Regions from separate parts of the Homo sapiens genome. Here region 2 is linked to region 1. Evidence: chromatin contacts called from ENCODE Hi-C data. All regions are on one chromosome and are shown on one strand. The core of a region is the stretch at or near the end of the contact, and the rest is flanking DNA. Distances in the headings are between cores, read along the strand shown.

Region 1 (4,299 bases), core at 561-3,060:
GCAGTCTGGCTACAGCAGTTTGGCAGTACTGCAGTGGGCTCCACCCAGTCCAAACTTCCCAGTGTCTTTGTTTACACTGTGAGGGGAAAACTGACTACTCAAGCCTCAGTGATGGCAGACGCCTCTACCCCCACCAAGCTCTAGTGTCACAGGTCAACTTCAGACTGCCGTGCTGGCAGTGAGAATTTCAAGCCAGTGGATCTTAGCTTGCTGGGCTCCATGGGGGTGGAACCCCCTGAGCATGACCGCTTGGTTCCCTGGCTTCAGCCCCCTTTCCAAGGGAGTGAACGGTTCTGTCTCGCTGGGATTCCAGGTGCCACTGGGCTATGAAAAAAAAATCTCCTGCGGCTAGCTCAGTGTCTGCCCAATTGGCTGCCCAGTTTTGTGCTTGAAACCCAGGGCCCTGGTGGTGTAGGCACCCGAGGGAATCTCCTGGTCTGTGGGTTGCAAAAACTGTGGGAAAAGTGTAGTATCTGGGCCGGATAGCACCATCTCTCATGGCACAGTCCCTCACAGCTTCCCTTGGCTAGGGGAGGGAATTCCCTGACCCCTTGCACTTCCCATGTGAGGCGATGCCCCACCCTGCTTTGGCTCGCCCTCCATGGGCTGCACCCACTGTCTAACCAGTCACAGTGAGATGAGCTGGGTACCTCACTTGGAAATGCAGACATTTCCTGCCTTCTATGTTGTTCTCACTGGGAGCTGCAGACCGGAACTGTTCTTATTCGGCCATCTTGCCAGATCCCACCCGCCTCCCGCACAATTTCAAAACAAAATGTAAATGCAGAAATCCTTCATGACACTGAAGTTGAGTCAAAGACCCCAACTGGTGATGCCCCTTCCCAGGCATCACAGACGGAGCCCTGTCTGCAGGGGATGGCTGCCCTGCCTAACAACTGAAACACTGGGGAGCCCAACTCCAGGCTGCTGAGCATAAGACTGAGAGTTCTGGGGTGGCTAGATCTTTTCCCTTTAAATCCTAATTACTGTACACCAGTGGGTCCCAATGTAGGATTAAACAAACATGTTTGACCACAAAAACCTATATTTCCTAACCTCGGGTGGGAAAGAGCGTGCCCAGCGGAAAGGTGTGATCCAACACACAACTGGGGAAACATTGCTGTATTGAAACCCAGAGCTGAGGCCAGAATCTTATCTGAACTGTCAACCATGCAGGGCTGTTCTGAGAATTCGATTAAATAACAGATATGAAGTTTGTGTCATATAGTATGTATTCAATATGCACCCATATGAAAATATGTGCCCTCCAGCACTTCTAAATCTTGCTAGGGGGTGAGTAGGCTGGGTGTTAATGTAGCCATTTCACAGATAAAGAAACTGGGGTTTGGAGAGATTAAATTACATGGTAATAGGGCACAGCTAGGAAGTGAGAGCCACCATGGCAGGAATTGACCTTGGCTTTTGGGCTCCAATTTCAATTAACCCAACTCACCACTTCCCAAAACAGTCAGCCTTGGTCTGGTCTTACTCACTCCACAAGCTAACATTTTACAAACACTGAGTCACAGCTTTCCCTCCCCTTGGGCTGCACCAACATACAGCATGGTCCATCACGGGCTCAGATCCCACCCTCTTCTGGGGCCCTTTATGGGAATGCACAAAGCCCAGACTTCCAGGAACAGAGTGAGTAGATAAGGCATCTACGCTGACCTAGCCTGATCCCATCAAGGGACCCGACCTGCGTGAGCTGGAGAGATCTATGACGCTGCCAAGGACCACATCAGAAAGACAATATTTGAAGAGTGAAAGGTTCTCCAAAGAATGGAAAATCCTTGGAGTGAGCGAGTGCCTGAGGTTCTTGAGGCATGACTCATGCTGGGTGGGCCAGGACATGAGCTGTAGATACCGGGTAAAAGAGGTAGCAAAATATTAATAGCAGAATGTCAGAGCTGGGAGGGATCTAGGAGATTGACTTTTCTGAGGTCACACAGATAATAAGGGGCAGCACTGAGACCTGAATCCAGATGCTCTCATTCATTCATTCATTCATTCAGTATTTACTGAGCACTTACTACAGGCCTGGAGGGAGATTAGGTACTAAGAATACAGCAGTAAACAAAACAAGCAGGCTTTCTGTCTTCCCCATAGCTGACTTTCCAGCAGGGAGGAAAGACAATTGAACAGACAATTGGTGAAAATGATGAGAAGTGCTCTGATGAGGTAGCACAGAGGAGAGTGGTCTCATTTGTCTGGCATCAAGAAAGGCCTCCTGGATTAAATCATTGCTCAGTTTAGAGCTAAAGACTAAAAAAAAACCCAGTGGAAGGGGATTTGGTAGAAGGGGAAGACTCCAGACAAAGAAGTCTCTACAGCTCAGGCACAGACTAGACCCTTATTTTGAAGCTGCATACAATATGGGTGCTTCCACACTCAAGAAGCATATGGTGCCCAAAGGAGCACAAGGAGGGACCCTCCATCTACAAGGAGGTGACAGCATCCGACTTGGATTTTAAACGATAAGTAGGATTTTAATAAGCACAGAAAAGGAGATGGATATTCCAAGGCTGAAGAGATAGCATGGGTAAAAGGCGTAGAAGAAGGGGAGCCTGTGCCAGGAATTGACCTTCCTGAAGGAGGTCAATAAATGTTTGTCCCAGCAACTGTCAGTGAAATCCTCCCAGCTGCAGATTCTCAACAGCCATTGCTTCAGTACAGCACAAAGAAAGGGAGGGCCCTGCATCACTGTCCACACTTGCTGCCCCATGCTGTCCCATGGCCGGCACAGCCACAGCAGCCTAGCAGCTAGCATCCATGGGCTCCCCAGTGTCCCCAACCCTAAAGACCCCAGTGGGCCAGGAAATAGAAGAAACACAATCTTTCAAGTAATTAATATCCCATGATAATGGGATAAACGGGGCAGATATGACGTCTAACAGAAGGATGAAAATTCTAATGCCCCATCCAGCCTCACAGATAACAAACACATTAAAGAAAGCAGTGCTAAAGATCAACAGCCTCAGTGATTGATTAGTGAAAATCAGGGTGGGGCTTTCTTGGGGGCACAAAGACAGTGCTGCTTCTAGTTCATGCCTCCATTTGCAAGGGCTGAAAGGGGAGAGAGCCAAACAAACCCACACGTTCATCTCTGGAGCTTTGAGACTGTGAGTCCAGGACACTCCTGAGCCCTCTGCACAACAGGCAAGGCATTTAAAAGAGACTTCTAGAAGAACAAACTGCAGCATTTGTATCTTGCGGTGCATTCCTGTGTGTCAACCTCCGTGATAGAATATTTATGAGCTGTGCTTGGTACAAAATATGGTGCCCAACCACTACAGAGGTGGAATGCTGAATTTCAGACTTTTTAAATAAATCTTTTCTGGACTTGTTTGCAGACTGAGATTGCAGTTTGTTTTTTAACTCGAATGCTATGCTTATGATACTAAAGAATTTAGTTTTAAATAAAAATTTGTATTGTACTTAAAACCATAATAATTACTAAGAGTTATTGAATGCTAAGTTTAGGTGATCTAGGCACAGCATTGCTAATGTTTACAACACCCCTGATAGATAGCCCTCCCCCGTACCCCCAGTTTTAGAGATGAATCCTGGAGGGGCTTAGAAACGGGTCTCTGTTTCCAAAGCCCATGTTCTTTCCATTAAGCAGTACAAGAGGAGGAGGTGGGTAGGTGGACTCTTGCCTGGGATACAGGGAACTGCCTGGTTAGCTGACATATGAGGCATAGAATGGGAGCAGCAAGGGATGCACCTAGAAAGGGAAGAGGATGCCTATCCGGAGCCTGCATGATCCCATGGAAGATGTTGCAGGAACCACAAAGCAGAAGTGCAGTGCCTCTTCCCAAACAGCCTACAGACCCAGAACCCAACTTCAAGTTTGAGGCTGAGAGCTCCCTTTAGGGAAGGACGAACAAGCCCTTATTTCTCAACCCTGCAGACACAGTGCTAATGATAGTAGGATAAGCCATTCCCACCCCGTGCTCTCACATTGTCTCCAACCCTATCAGACTGTATTGTGATAATCTGTTTTCCTGTCTTGTGGACCATGGCTCTTTCCAACTGCTCCTCTCTTAATTTCAGACAGCTCAATACCAGAGACTCAGGTGTGTGTTCCTGGAGCCCTAACCACTGCCTCAGATCGAAATGTCAGCCAAGGACATGTATATCTCCCTGGTTCCAGCAATCCCTACTTTAGGCCAGCTAAGCTTCTTTGTTTACATTTCTGCATCTGTAGCTGAGTGGACAGCAGTACTCTGTCTGGGGAGAAGGGGAAAGTGTAGAACAGCCGGTTCTAGGAGCTAGTCAGTACCCACTCAGCTATAG
Region 2 (4,299 bases), core at 557-3,056, 650 kb before region 1:
TAGTAAGGATTCTGGAACCACCCTGCTTGGGTATAAGTCTGCCATGTACTTGCTTTATAACTGAACAAGTTACTCTATACTTTTATATCTCATTTTCCTCATCTGTAAAATGAGAATAGTAAAAATTGCTACTTTCAAAAGTTGTTTTAAAAATTAAATAATCTAACTAGAAATTAGAAGATGAAAATATATATTTTGTCATATATTTGTTCACTATCCAATAGGAACTGGGGGAAGCATACAAAATTATAGTAATGAATTTGTATGATGTGGATGTACCTAACTTTAGTAACTGCACAGAAAAGAGAGCTCTTTAAGGTCATATGAGAGACAGAGAAAAGTCGTTGCAGAAGTGGCATTTGAGAAATTGTGGAATAAGTAGGAGTTTGCCAGGAAGGGAAAATGGGGAAAAATAGAGAGGATGACACTTGAGAAGGGTCAGAGATGCAAGAATTTTGGAGACCACAAAGATTTCTAATGTTACTGGTTTGCTCTGACTGGAAGGTACAACAAACACCATAGCCATTCTCTGTCTGATTAATATGACTGCTCATTCCATATACAACTATAGCTTCTTATTCTTTTATTTTTATGAATGTCTTCAATTTGGAGGAACTTACCTATGTTCTCTCTGGAATGGTTGGAGGACATTTGTATGGCAGTGTATAGTGTCATAACCACAGATATGTCTTTCTGTTGACCTTAACTTCCAAACACTGTGATCTGCTTTGAACTTATACTTATTTCCTGGTCAACCTACAGCTTGAGGGCAAGCTCAGAATAAACCACGTTTGTTTGAGAGTTTCGACACTCATCAACTGGGGGAAGCATATTCCATACCCTCTTACCTGTCTGTCAGGCACAGTATGAGAAGAACGTTGACTTTGAGGTCAAATATACCTGTGTTGATCTTAGTTTTGTCCCTACTAGTTGAGTACACTTGCCCAAGTTACTCAGCTTTGCTTATGTTATCTGTCCAATGGAGGTAATTATTATCTCATAGAGTGGTTGAGAATATCAATGAATTATTAAATGTCAAATTATTGGTACAATGCCTAATATGTATTAGGTACCTAGTAAGTATTAGTTCTCCTCTTGTCTCTTTGCAAATATGAAAACTGTTGACCTTCAGATGTGCGCCAGTGCATGTGAAGTCAATGTGGGGATTAGAGTTGGCCTCTTTCACCTCCAAATTAAAATCAAACTGTGCAGATTCTTAAATGCACCCAATTTAGACTACCTATAGATTAGAGAGCCACAGCACACTTCAAGTGATAAACGGTAGGATTTTTTTAGTCAATTTGATGAATCGCTTTTAACAATTTTACAGGGTTATCTGTTATGAAATACTAACCCTAATCTTATTCATATCTTTAATATTATCCATTCACCTTGATGCTTCCAGTGATTTAAAGATATTTTATTTTTTATTGACACATTTTTGTAAGCTATCACAAATTCCTTATGGAAAGAGTAAGATATACAACACACAAAACAATGGAATGAAGTACGATAAATAAAATAGCCAAACAAAGAATTTATCGAGGGCAACTTTCTGCCTCAATGTGTGCTTTGTATCTTAATTAGGCTGAAAGCCTTGGGAAGCATACCATTTTATTGAACAAACACTATTTGACCTTTCTAATATTTTATTTTTACCCACAAAGAAAATATCCAAAGAACGAAACTTTCTGATATGGAACAAATTCTTATTTTTCTTTGGCACATACTTTGTATTGGATTGTCAAAGACAAAGGAAGAAAGGCTCGCTGAGAGCCATGGGAGAGTGTGGTGTTTTCAATGCACCTGGCATTCCTGGCTCTTCTCCTACTGGGGCATAGGGCTGTGTGAAGGGCTGGACGTTTTCAATCACAAATTCTTGCTTTGTCTATAGCATTAACCCTGTGAGCCTTCTCCACTCTTTCTATGACACTTGGCATCTATCTCCTTCCCCAACCCTGGGCTGATAGAACAAACTGGTAGAATCAGTTGACACAATCTCTATCAGAAGCAACTGGCCTTGTCTTATCCAGAGCCAATAACGCACAACACACAAGATGGCTGAAGTCCAAGGTTCCTGCACATTAACAGATGGAGGGGAATTATCAGTGGAGAAATACAACCAAGCACCATGTGGATGGGTGACAAGAAGTCTTCTGGCCAGAGGAACAGATTACATACCAGCACTGCCTTGGCTCACTGCCCCGAAGAAATACATAGCAATCCACACTCGGGGAAAATTCCATGAAATAGCAGAGCAGGAACATCCTGAAGCCAATGGCAACACATTCCAAGAAAAACATCCAATGAACCAAACCCAAAACAACACAGACCTCAGAAACGTAAATAAGAATTAACTGAAAAAGGAAACCTTCAGAGTCTTGGGAAGCAACACAACAGATTAAGTGACCACAAAACACTAAAACACCAACTAGTTATTTACCCACTGCTTTGCGGTAAATATAAGGCCCATAGTCTCCAGGAGGTTATTTCTGGGCGCCAAGGACTTAGCACATAGTCCAGCAAAGAGCTTGGGCTTTATTTTCCTACCCAGGGCAAGTGGCATTTGTAATGGGCCTGAGAACCAGAAAGAAGATATTTTTGAACTACTTAGTCTTATGGCTATTTATAAGGATGAGAGAAGATCAGAGGGTGGGAAATGCACTGGGCTTCAAGTTAGAAGACTAGGGTTTGCATTCTTACTCTGCCACTGACTAGCTCTGCTGTCTTGGCAAGCTACTTAACCAAGCTGAGCTTTGATTTCCTCACTTGGAGAAATGAGTGGATAATAAAAATTATTATTTGTTCCTCATGGGGTTGATCTGAATATTAAATGAGAAAATGGAAGTACTCCTAAGAGGCAGAGTACAATGCAGTAGCCAGCCATTATTATGGTTGTTTCTATTGCTGTTACTACTTCATTACCCTAGGATCACAGGAGAATTCACGTTTGCTAACTTGAGATGAATTTCCTGATAGCTGAGGTTTGCCCTCACCCCCAAGCATCTATCTCAATGAATTATCTGCTTCCTTGAGAAGGTTCTTGTACATAGTTTAAACTTTTCTTGATGACTTAGAACCAAAGATATGAACATCTATTATTGTCCTCAGTAGCTTACAGTTAGTTCTGTTTGATTTTTCTCTCTTTCTTCTGTGAAGTCAAGCAAAGCCACAACCCACAACTCCTGACCTGTCTATATTTGTTTATTTATTTATTTTTGAGATGGAGTCTCACTCTGTTGCCCAGGATGGAGTGCAGTGGTGCAATCTCAGCTCACTGCAACTTCTGCCTCCTGGGTTCAAGTGATTCTCCTGCCTCAGCCTGCCAAGTAGCTGAGATTACAGGTGCCTTCCACTATGCCCAGCTGATTTTTCTATTTTTAGTTGAGATGGAAATTCACCATGTTGGCCAGGCTGGTCTCAAACTCCTGACCTCAAGTGATCCGCCCACCTCAGCTTCCCAAAATGCTAGGATTACAGCTGTGAGCCACAGCACCCAGCCAAAACTAATCTCTTCCTGACCTGTATTAATAGCTTCTCCTACCTCTATTTTGCTTGCCTATTTCTAATTTGGTCCACCTCAGATGATCAAGCTTGGTAGAAATGAGTGCTAACCATGAAACAGAGAGTCTCTATTTAGAATTTTGGTGATAAAATATGAGGCATTCATACAGGGACTTTGAGATCACCACAGTAGAGTGTAGAGACATATTTTGGCTCAAGATTAGAGAGTGGAAGGTGTCAGAGAAGCTAACCTCAGGGTGAGCACATAGTGCCTGAATTAGGAATGCTTTGGATATGTTTGGCTCACTCACATATCTCTCTCATTTTGATGTAGGTAGGTACAAGTGTGATACTTATCAATTTATAGTTGGTGGGGAACAAAGCCTGAGTCAGCCTCATTAGGGGCAAGGAAGTATTTTGAAGACCTGCGGGAACAACTCATATGTGTCAATCCACACATAACAATTTAGATTGTTTTGACTAAATTATACTTCCTATCAAGATCTAGAGTCATTCAGTTCAGCAAAATGACTTCAGGGATCAGCTTCTTAGCTGAATCAGATCATTGTTTTACTGATTTCACCTAAACAAACTGTTGTTTAAGTATCCCAGCTTTTCACCATGGTGGAATTATGATAGAATCACAGGACATAGTGCTAGAAGAGCCCTTCCATGTCATGCATCCCAGTGGTTCCCAAGTGCTACTCTGAAGACCCATGTTGGTCCACAATACAGAACAGTACAGGTTCCCAAGTACTACTCTGAAGACCCATGTTGGTCCACAACAAGTTTTCA

What was found. Hi-C counts contacts between places; a loop is a spot of excess contacts on that map. Pooled maps may share reads with other maps.
Region 2: a loop to region 1 is called in a map of ascending aorta, with 4 times the contacts of the local background. The contact joins two enhancer-like sites. A Hi-C loop is called at or near these places in 2 of 168 maps with a recorded cell type or tissue (aorta and ascending aorta) and 5 of 50 pooled maps.

What each region holds. Positions count from the first base shown.
Region 1 is chr1:55,426,707-55,431,005 of GRCh38, reverse strand. No RefSeq gene overlaps it. Among named protein-coding and RNA genes, the nearest start is that of MIR4422, 200 kb to the right of the region's middle. RefSeq lists an enhancer at 1,115-2,314. Within about 2 kb of position 1,810, at least 13 of the 41 ENCODE cell types and tissues checked have a DNase peak (open chromatin) inside an H3K27ac peak, as active enhancers do; they include ascending aorta, where a contact is called at or near this core.
Region 2 is chr1:56,072,103-56,076,401 of GRCh38, reverse strand. All of the region lies in intron 2 of LOC105378741 (a long non-coding RNA gene), which reads left to right. Among named protein-coding and RNA genes, the nearest start is that of LINC01755, 130 kb to the right of the region's middle. Within about 2 kb of position 1,806, at least 12 of the 41 ENCODE cell types and tissues checked have a DNase peak (open chromatin) inside an H3K27ac peak, as active enhancers do; they include ascending aorta, where a contact is called at or near this core.